Regions from separate parts of the Mus musculus genome. Here region 1 is linked to region 2. Evidence: chromatin contacts called from ENCODE Hi-C data. All regions are on one chromosome and are shown on one strand. Each heading gives the region's core, a stretch centred on a gene start or an enhancer-like site at or near the end of the contact. The rest is flanking DNA. Distances are from core to core; before and after follow the strand shown.

Region 1 (5,304 bases), core at 2,032-4,531, 9.9 Mb before region 2:
GGGGTTTTACAGATAAGTCACTGAGGAGCAGAGAGGCTTGCTCAATGCCTAGAGGTGGTAACAACACGACAAGGTTAAAGCCAAGGATTTTAGATAATGAAACCAGTCCCCTGGCTGCTGCCTAACAGTTCAGGTGTGGCCAAAGCTCCACCTACTCATTCAGTCAGAGCTATCGACTCTTCATAGGAAGTGACTTAGATAGGAGATGGGTCTGGGCACAGAAGCCACCAGGACCAGCAAGATAGCTCACTGGGTAAAGGCATTTGATGCCTAGCCTGATGGCCTGATTTAATTCCTAGGAGATTCCACAAGTTCCTCTGACCTCCACAATATACCACAGAATATATGTGCAGTCACACAGACATACACACACAGACACAGATACAGTCACACACACAAACACAGACACACACACAGACACAGACATAGTCACAGATGCACACAGACACACAGAGACACAGTCACACACACACACACACACACACACTAACACATACATACTCTCTCTAAATAAATAAATGTAATAAAAATCTCTTTTAAAAATTCAGTGGAGGAAGCTGTGGCTGGACATAAATGTTAATTATCAGCATAAATATTTTAGGATAGCAAGGAACTAAACAACAGTATTGAAAGCCTCAGGCCTCTATCCTCGTCTCTGCCTGGTGTCAGGAACTCAACCACTGGTTGTAGCTCTGGCTTTCAGAGATCTAGGGGGGCATGGAGAGGGTGTGTCTTCCCCTCCCCCTCTCCCTCCTGGTCTCTTCTCCCAGTGGCCTGGCTCCTTCTACTTGAAGCAGAATTCTAAGCTCTTGATAATAGGCTGGTCTTGGCCACCTGCTCCCCACTGGCGCCAGGAGTGTGTTAGCCTGCCTGCCTGCCTGCCTGCTTCCTACCCTTGGCCTAACTGGCCCCCAGGTGGACCCATGGCCCCATCTCGGGTGGAGCTGAGTGTGTGGAGCTGGAGGGCAGGAGGCTGAGGTCTGTCCTCAGCTTGGCTAGCACTAGCTTTGTGTCATCCCTTTTCATTCCTGGTTCTTACCCTGGCATTTTTCACTGTCCTGAACGTCTTTTAGTAGTTTCTCTGTTCAGCCACCCACTCACAAGATCAAAGCTTCCATTTGTGAAGTGTTGATCAAATACAATATTTTACTACATGGAACCAGCGCCAAGGTGATGATTCTTAAGACTCTAATTAGTTTATTTCCCCCATCAAAATCAATTAAGAACACACTTGTCAATCAGAAACTTGAGATTAGCATGGGATAATTGATTCTGCAAGACTGAATCAGGCTATCCTTACATGTGGGAAACGCTGCAGATAGGTAGGGCATCTGCAATTCAGTGAGGCAGAAAGTGCACAGGCTCCATAGCCAAATAGCTCTTAACCTTGGCCAGGTTCTTTAACCCTTTGAGCCTCTAGTTTCTCATCTGTGAAATGGGTACAGTGACCTCATGAGAGATTTGGTGAACTAGTAGATTTGAGATGCCAATGTGAATATATTTGGGTTCCCAAGATTGCATGAACATTAAAGCCCCCCCCCCACAACGTGCTATAATCAATGTTTATTGACATTAATTTCCTCAGATACCAGCTCAGTGGTATGTTAAGGGTTGGATGAGAAAAGAGTTGTTTGACTCAATTAAATTGGGAAAATAGGGACTAAAAAGAATGTTTTTATCATGTGACTTAAGTGTCACATGGTCATACCCGTCCGTGTTCCCATGAATAGCTGGAGGAATGTGTCATGTTTCTCATGTATTTGACGGCAGAACATTTTTCTCACAGTGCTTATTGCTAAGCTAGGGTTCCTCTGAGCATGGTTTGGGAAGCCCTCCTCTGTCACATCAAGAACTTATGTGGTCCTTCTTCCAGGTCCTTCTTTGACTCTGGGTCTCTGAGCCCCATCTCTGGGCAGATTAGAACCTTGGCAGTTCCTGGCTGTGCCCTGCCTCCCAGCAGACTTGCTTATCTAGAGTAAATACAGCCCTGGCCAGGGGAAAGATGAATGAGGTGACCTGTGGTCTGAGACACCCAGAGGCTTTGCACACTAGGTCGTTGTTGGAAATGGGGGAGGGGAAGGGTGACCTGAGTGCGCTGCCAGAGCTTGCTAAGCAGAAGGAAGGCAGTTCGGGCTCTGGGGAGGGACGATGCCAGCAGGCTGGGAAGGAGAGCGGACAGGAGGGAGCGGTCAGGATTGAGCTGTGGGTGCCTGGAAAAGGTTCTTTGGGGACTGTGCCCCTCAGAGCTGGAGCTCTGGAGACCATAGATAGCAATGTGGAGACAAGAGCCAAAACCAGAATGGGCGCATTAAAGCATCTGAGGTGGAAGGCATCAGGCATTGGTACTCAGGCTCTGCTCTGAGGGGAAGGGTGGCTGGCCTAGCAGACATTGCAGAGAGTTCAGGTGCTCTCCCAGTCTCTGGAAGATCCAGTCAGGCAGCAGGCTGTCTAAGGAGCTCCGAGGGCTTCCTCCATGTGGAGGAAGGGCCTCCTTGCTCACAGCTTCATCTCTGTGCTCTCTTTCCACACAGAAGTCTGCAGGCTCTGGCCCCTCGGACTCTTTGTGGGCACCCTTTGTGTCACGCACAGGACTTGGGTAGGTCATTATCAATTGCTGTTCTACCTGGAAAAACCAAAGATCTATAAGGTAAGGCTCTGTGCAGTGATGGTGACCCCCGAATTCTTGCTCCCCTTCCCAAATTCCTAATTGCAAAGAGAGGAGGCCATCTCAGGATTTTTTGTTGACTCTCAGCCCTGGCCCTTGTTTGTATATACCCTTTCCGCCTTCAAAATAAGCCCAACTCTAGGCCCCCAAATAAGCCCCTGGCTGTAGGTCTGGCTCAGCCCAAAACTAGGTCTGCAAAGGCATCAGGACTCCAGGGAGTTGGGTGGGGGCGGGAATGAACATGCAGAACTGGGTCTGGGGTTTGTCACCCTCCGGGCCAGAACTCCTGAAAGGACAGTTCTAAAACAAGGCACCCATCTCTTCTCTCCCTGCCCCTTCCCAGGGCCTCTTTGTTCCATCTTGGCAGCTCCATTTTCAGCCTCTGCCCTCCACTCTATAGCACCAGCTCCCACACTTCCCATCCCTGACTTCTTGGCTTTCCCCTCTCTCTTGAGCTGACTTGCACCCCACAGGTGTCTGTCCCTGTTACTGCCTGAGGACTTCTTATGCAGAAGAGCTCTGGTGCCCCACCCCCAGCCTCCCAGGCCCATGCAAAATGGGGGAGTTGAGAGGGAGGGTGCTGGTGTCATGGAAAATCCCTGCAGCAGCCAAGGTCAGTGTTTGCAGACACAGTCTGGCCTGCAGCCAGGCCTGCTTCAGGGCTCAGCTCCTTTGCCGCCCCCCCACCCCCCAGCCCAAGGCTAGCTCTGTGCAGGGGCCTCATAGGTTTAGAACAGAGGCTTTAAGCAGGGAGCCTTAGGAGGGGTATGTGCTGCATACCAAGGCCATTGGGTGGTTCAACATGCCCATTTTACAAAGGAGTAAACTAAGTCCTAGAGGGAAGCAGAGGACCAGAGCCACACCCATAAGTGTCTGGCAGAGTGAGGACTAGAATATCCTACCCTATCCTCTCAGTCTCCCCCAATGCTGTAGAGGGAGCAGCTTTGTTCATTCCACCAGGACAAGGAATAGTAAATGCAGAACTAACAGTGTTCTTCAACTCAAGGGTAGCTTGCAGTTGGGCTACATTCAAGGTTGGGGAATGTGGCCAGGAGAGGTAGACTAGATGACCAAACCGAAGTCCTTGATGTCAAGGTAACTTCCATATGGAAGTAAATCAGACGAAACCATTTGGTGGATGGCTTTAAAGGTTCAGTGTTTTCCCCAAAGCAAAGGTAATTACAACACTCACTATTGAGAGATATGACAGAGTTGGCCAGCTTGGGGAGTGACTGGGGTGGGGGCAGAATGCGGGGTGGAAGTGAAGAGCCCTAGCTTGGGTATCAAGGAGGATTTCAGGGAGGTGGAATTTGTCCTGACCTCTGAAGGGAAGAAGGAAGAGACAGGGTTCCCACAGGTGACTGTTGAAGCTAAAATGTATAGGAAGAAGAAACACTCGAGGCCGAGAAAATGGTCCTGACGATACTGTTGTCAGTGAGTGGGGACCAGCGGATCCTCCCAGAAAAGCATTTCCATATACAACAGCAAGATCCTTAGAAATGCATCGACCGGGACCCTGTGGTACCACTTCCAGGAATCTCTGCTGGGAAAATAACCAGAGATCAGAGCAAAGATTTATGAACACGGATGTTTATAGCAGCATTTTCATTGTGAAAAATTGTAAACACTCCAAATGGTCGCCAATAGGCTTTAGTTAAACATATTAAGGTATATTTATGGGGTGGAATATTGTGCAGCCATTAAAGTGCTGTTCCTGAGGAGTCTCCTAATTACATAGAAAATCACTGTATTATGTCAAAAACAGTAAGCCCAATGCTTTCTGTAGGGCGGGATCATATCCTAAATCTATAAAGACAAAAAATACATATGCATAAATACGGGGGAAGAGCTATAGAAGTGTAGCAGAAAGCTTGCAGAGTTTATCCATGAATAATGAGCTTATTATCGATTTTAATTTTCTTTTCGTATAGTTTTACATGTTTTACAGAAACAATCCATAATAGTAATAATAATAATAATCATAATTATTATTATTATTATTTATAGTACTGAGGATTGATCCAAGGACTGTGCATATGCTCTAGCCCTGAGCTCTGTCCCCCAACCCTCTATTACTTTTATACGTAGAAACACATTAATAATAACAACAATAGTAAGTATATTATTATTAGGCAGGGTCTTACCACATTGCTCAGACTGGCCTGGGTTACCTAGGCTCATGGGATCCTTCTGTCCCTGCCTCCTGAGTGCTGGGACTCCCAGCATGCACCACTGTGTGGGCCTAGTCAAAATGACAAGAATAATAACCTCTAACAACAATGAAATATTCCTGGTGTTCTTGCAGCAGGAGGTTTGATTGAAAGGTGAGAGTTGTTCTGGTGTGTGGGGAGCGGGTGTGGCGGCAGTCCCAAAGGCGCCAGGGACTGCTGCTAAGTCATATGATTTGCACCTGACTTCCTCATATAAACCACAAACATCTTGAGTGCTGCGCAGGTGTACCAGGATACTGGTGAATCCAATTTGGTGGAGATTTGCCCCTGCTGCCCTGACTAGCTGAAGCTGCGTGCCTGGTGAGGTGGCGTGGCCTGCTGTACGTGGATGTGAACTGAGAGTATAAAAGAGTGAGAGGCCCAGGGTTCGGGGGAGATATAAAAACAAGGGAGATATAAAAACAGGGG
Region 2 (5,350 bases), core at 35-2,534:
AAAATGTACAGAAATGTGACTTGACCACAGAAATGGCAGTAAAAAAGGCATCACACCAATGAATTCACTAGGTTTCTAACTCATCCTGCAGTAGGCAGGGGACGCTGCTGCTAATACCGTTGGTGGATGCTGAAGGGGGAGCCATGGAAACGTAGCATGGGAGAACAGTTCTGGATGTTTCAAAGAAACCCTTTATCCCCTGTCTAGATATGTCAAGAACGATTTATTTACAACACTTTAGATCAATTAAAAGATATAATCTTGTCTCAGTTTCCGCTTGCTCCGTGCAGTTTGATTTTTTTTTAAGGCGATATTCCAGTTTGTGATTGCTCTGAACTTGTCCAGTTTCTTGATATAAAGTTTGGATGACATCCAAATCCTTCATGCAGTGGGGGGAACTTTTTTCTTTTTCTCTTTTTGAATCTAAAGCTACACTGCACTGTCTCTCTGTGATGTTTGCGTGATTTTGGTTCTTCCGTAGCTGCCAAAGCTCCCACCATGGAACCGGGGGCTTTAGGATCAGTTTAGGTCTGCCTGCGCGCACACCGTGCCGTGCCGCCTACGCGCGTCGCACGCCGGCGCTCCCGGGCTTCGGCGCCTCGTATAGATCTATGCGTGTGACAGTGGAAATAAATTAAAACGCCGTGAGACGGAACCCAGGAAGATCGGCCTGCGTGGAGGCGGGCGGGGGCCCCTCGCCTTGGGGCTCATCTGCCCGCGGCCGAGGCGCCAGGCTGCAGGGCGCCCGGCAGCTTGTCGGAGCCCGGCACCTTCCAGGGCCCCGGCGCCATCGTCGCCTTGCGCGCTGGGCCGCCCCCCGTGGGCCGCGCTGCGGGTCGGGCCCCCGAGCGCACACCCACCTTGGCCTCGGCCTCCCGCGCGCCCGCGGCCCCGAGGCCCTCACGCCGGCCGCGCAGCGCCTCCTTCCCGTCGGCCGCCTCCGAGGCGGGCCTGCCGGCCTCGGGCCGCCCCTGGCCGCCGGGCACCTCCTCCAGCCTGGGCCGCGCACTGCGCTGCGGGCTCGCCGAGCGCTCCCTCTGCTCCCCCAGGCGCTGCTTCTTCTGGCCGCCGGCCGAAAGCTCCTTTGGTTTCCTAACGTCGTGTTCCCTTTGGATATCCCAAGTTGGGTCTGGGCCTATCTGGTGGGAAGGGTCGGAGGGTGGGGCTGGATGTGATGGAGAGAATGGAGAGAGGATGTCTTCGAGGGAGACGCCTACTTCCGGCAGGCCTGGGGCGGCGGCAGCGGCAGCACTCCAGGCGTGGGGTTCGTCTGTGGACAGGAAGCACAGGCGTTAGGGCGCGCCGCGTCCCCGCGCTCCAGCTAACTCCCCCACCCCCATGCCGGGGACCCGGGCTGGCAGCCAGGCGGCTGCTCTCAAGGGCCCCGCCACATCCCTCAACTGCCCAGAGGGCAGCCAGCCGCACCCCGGGGTTCCGTCCCCCACCCGTCCCGGGCAGCCATCGCTCAAGAGTTCAAGGCACAGCTCGGGCCTAATCCCTTTGCCTCAGTCTGCTCTTAATTTCTGGGGTCACGCCTAGCATGGCCACTGACTTGGCAATAAATCACCGGTTCTCAGACCTCACTGTGGAAATACAAGTTGCCCAGCGACCCAGCCCAGCAGGTCCCAGCAGTATAGAGACCAGGTGCTCCTCTGTTTTTAGCAGGCCTTCTGCGATTCTTGGGATGGATCTGAGTCCTCCTCAAAGGAGTTGGGTGTGTGATTTTCTCAGCCGTTAGGTGTCGCTCAAAGCATAGTTCTCAGCAATTGCCTAATAACCTTGGGATTTGGATTGATTCATCTGAAAACTATCATTGCTTTCTTGCCCGAAAAGAAAATCATTGTCTTTGATTTTTTTTTTTTTTTTTTTTTGTAGTTTTAACATGGATGGCTCCTAGACTAAGATAAACGGGACTGATTCTAGAAAGCCTAGCTTTAAGGCCATTGAGGATTTACTCTGTTGCCTTCCAAGCAACTATGTTGACTTTCCAAAAAAGTATATATAACATAAAACAAAACACTGGCCGGAAACCAAGTAGGGGGCAGATGTGTTGGATTCAGTGAGTTAGTTATGACCACCAGCAATAACATTTCCCTGGAATTTTCTTACCCCAAGGCAAAATCAAGCAGGGAAATTCAATACAGGAACCCTTGATATTTGTGAGGAAAATGTCTCATGACCTTTGAAAAGATCTTAAGTTTTATAATTCTCAGAATGTTATTTTCTCTAAGGAATTAGTATATGAGTGGGACACAAAGAAGCCACATTTATATTGAGTTCTGGGTGGCTGTTGATTCTTTTCCACTAGTAGGTGGTAAGGTTAGTGATCTTGAGTCCGCCCAGCTCATGAATACCAGGAGCCTGCTTTGTTTTAAAGTTGAGATGTGTATATGGTACTTCTTCTGATGGTGACTTAGACGAGGACAGGAAGAGGACAGTGGAGTTGCTCTCTTCCCCAACAGTTCTGGCCACCTTTAAACTATCAGAGTAGTTGCACACACTTTGTCCTTTGCTGTGAGATCTGAATAGGTCACTCTGAGTACAGCCTTATCTTCCTTCTCTCCATAAACTGATGTCCATGAATCTTTTCAGTTTGGAAACCAAGTATCCTTGGTTACCTTCGGAATAATCTGGAATTAGTCGATGTGTTCAGTGGAAACCCCTACTGTGGGCTACAGTTAAAAATCAGACTAGCATTTGATAGAAAGCAGCAACTTGCCAGTGTAGGAAAATATGCCTGAAACAGTTAAACACGAATTCTAAAGACCTGGGGGGGTTAGTGCCCAGGACCATGGTGATGACAGTTTGCATGTTAATAGCTCGTACTCCCACCATTATATCACATATGGCCGAGGCAATGAGCTGGCCTGAAATCACTTCTGAGACACAGGGAGAGGGTAAGTAGCTTGACCAAAATTATTGAATGAGCACCCTAGAGTAACATTTGGGTTTCTTTACCCATTTTACTGAGTGAGAAAATTGTCCCAGCCTATTGACATGCAAATAAGATTAAATCAAGTGACACAGACCTTAGTGGCCATCCTGCCTAAAGGCGACCGGCCCCATCTCCCAACAGAGCACTTAGCATTTGTTCCTCAGAACCACGTAAGGTATTGAACAGGAGAGTTCTGGTCAGACCATGAGAAAGATTAACTCACACATGGAGGTAGCTGCCCTTGGCTTGGCCTGGGATCGTCTCTGAAGCCTTATTCTTTGTCCTTCTCCTCTTTCCTATCTCCAATCACTCTTTATGATAAGCTAGAAGATGGGCTTATCTACAAATGCAAGTCTTACTATAAAAAGATTTTTTTCAAGGGATTTTAATAGGCAATCAAATACTTAACTGAAGGAGAAAGGAAAAGTTTTTGTGTTCTACCCCACTGAACCCAGTGGTGCTTTAGTGTCAGCTCCAGAGGATACCTCTGTGTATTCACCTTCATATACCACGGCTGAGTATTTCCATAAACAGGCTGGACTCAGAGCTTTATGCCACCTAGCCTCCTGTTCTCCGACCTCATCAGGGATTTAGTCTTAGGAGTTTTTCTTCGCCATAGCATTTCCTGGGTGTTCTCTTACTTGTAAAGCTCTATGGAAAGTGTTCCTGTTGAGCTCCGTCCTCCCCAGTGGCTCTACCCCAGTCCCTCCATCTGCCTTCTTGATATCTCTCCTTGAAAAGTGCACTGTCACCTTCCGATGTCTCAACTAAACACCAGGAACCTTCCCTCCAAGCTACTCTCCATGCCTCCTCGGTGTCTCTCCTTGATGGATGGTATTGTCATCACATGGTGTCACCCTAGGTCCCCGACTTTCTTGAATCTCACAAATACAAGGCATCGGTTTAGTTCTGGCTTCAGACATGCATAGGCTCTATGCACATACACTTGACATAGCTAAGGTAGGAGCGAGACTATAAAAGTTCTAAATTCTAAAACCAATTTAAGCACTGTTCAGAGAAGTATAGAAATGGTGAGCTACTACCTGTCTGTACAAGGGATTGCTTGGCATAAGGCAGCCACCAGGTGGAGGGACATTGTTTTAGATGGAGGAGCTGCAGAAATCACTGTCACCTGAGCTGCTGCCATAAGCCCCTCTTTGCTTCCATGCTTGAGTTCCGCCAGAGGGCCTCCACATAACAGAATCTTTGATAAACAAGTTCTCGCCTAAACCTTCAGTGGGTTTTCACTGCTTTTAGATAGAAACTCATCATGATTCGCTGGTCTACAAGAGCCTGCTGCAGGATCTGGGTCCTGACAGTCTCACCAGCTTTGTCTCCACTCACCCCCTGCTCTTTCACCCAAGTTGTTCTCTGCTCAGTTCTTCAGTTACAGGGATCTCACTCTGGGATGCTGCTGTCAGCTGCTCTGCTCACTGCTGAAGGCACTCCTAGCTGCTCACATAAGGAAGCAAGTCTCCTACACCCTTCCTGTCTCTTGAGTTTTATTCCAAAGAATTCCGATATATAGTAAGCAGGACTCTTCAATGGTATCCTGTTTTATATCCTCATAGTCACTATGAGGATATATGGAGGTCCTTATGCCTTTTTGCTATTTACTTGATTAACATCAGTCTAAAATACTAGTTGTATGCTTCACAAAGACAATGACCACACTGGTCTTGTTTATCATAGTGGACTTAAAAAAACAGGACAGTATTTGAAACAAAAAGTGAGTGCTTGATGAATATTTGACAAGTGAATGAAAATCTGTTCCAGAAATAGAAATGGAAGAAGGCCTGATACCACTTCAAGGCAGAAGATTCACATTTAAAATCTAGTCTCTCAGAAGTGAGTGTGTGTCTGTGACCTGTGTCTGTTTTTGAGAGGAAAGATGGTAGTGACTTGAGATTGTCAGAAAATAGGTCTGGAGAGGGGAGGAGAGTGATGCAGAAAGAGGGAAGGAAGCAACAGAGAGGATGATGGAAACGGATCAGGAGAGAGAGGAGCAGACAGAAGCAGAGTCAGTTCCCTTCAAGTTTTGCAGACGTCCTTTCCTCATTAATGTTGTGGATGGGCCGGGTGCTGTGTGTATGCTGATGCTAATTCCGTTCTTCTGGGAGGGGATGGGGACAAGGAGTGAGTCTTACTCAGGTGACTTCCTGTGAACCAATCCCTAATGAATAAAGGAGCCAATCACTGGGCAAGTAGGTGGGACTCCTGGGTTGGCCGAGGAAGAGAGGAAGCAGGAGAGAGTTAGGTCTTCTTTTTTTTTTTTTGGCCGGGGAGAGTATGAGGACAAGATGTAGCTATGAGTGTCTCTCGGTTTCAATGGCAGATCCATCAGGATTCACCACTGGAGGATTTAGATTTAATAAGGCTTACAAGATTAGGATTTTAGTTGCTCCACCCGGCGAT

What was found. A loop is a pair of places that touch in the nucleus more often than their neighbours do.
Region 1: a map of T-helper 17 cell shows a loop between it and region 2 (131-fold over the local background). The contact joins two enhancer-like sites. A Hi-C loop is called at or near these places in 4 of 37 maps with a recorded cell type or tissue (T-helper 1 cell, T-helper 17 cell and regulatory T cell).

What each region holds. Positions count from the first base shown.
Region 1 is chr5:30,612,373-30,617,676 of GRCm38, reverse strand. The region is part of intron 1 of Kcnk3 (potassium channel, subfamily K, member 3); the gene reads right to left. Among named protein-coding and RNA genes, the nearest start is that of Gm9899, 26 kb to the right of the region's middle. Within about 2 kb of position 3,281, at least 1 of the 3 ENCODE cell types and tissues checked has a DNase peak (open chromatin) inside an H3K27ac peak, as active enhancers do.
Region 2 is chr5:20,697,990-20,703,339 of GRCm38, reverse strand. It overlaps Magi2 (membrane associated guanylate kinase, WW and PDZ domain containing 2), which reads right to left. Exons shown (of 23, transcript NM_001170746.1): 23 at 1-1,270. The coding sequence ends at 1,214. Among named protein-coding and RNA genes, the nearest start is that of Gm52763, 19 kb to the right of the region's middle. Within about 2 kb of position 1,284, at least 1 of the 3 ENCODE cell types and tissues checked has a DNase peak (open chromatin) inside an H3K27ac peak, as active enhancers do.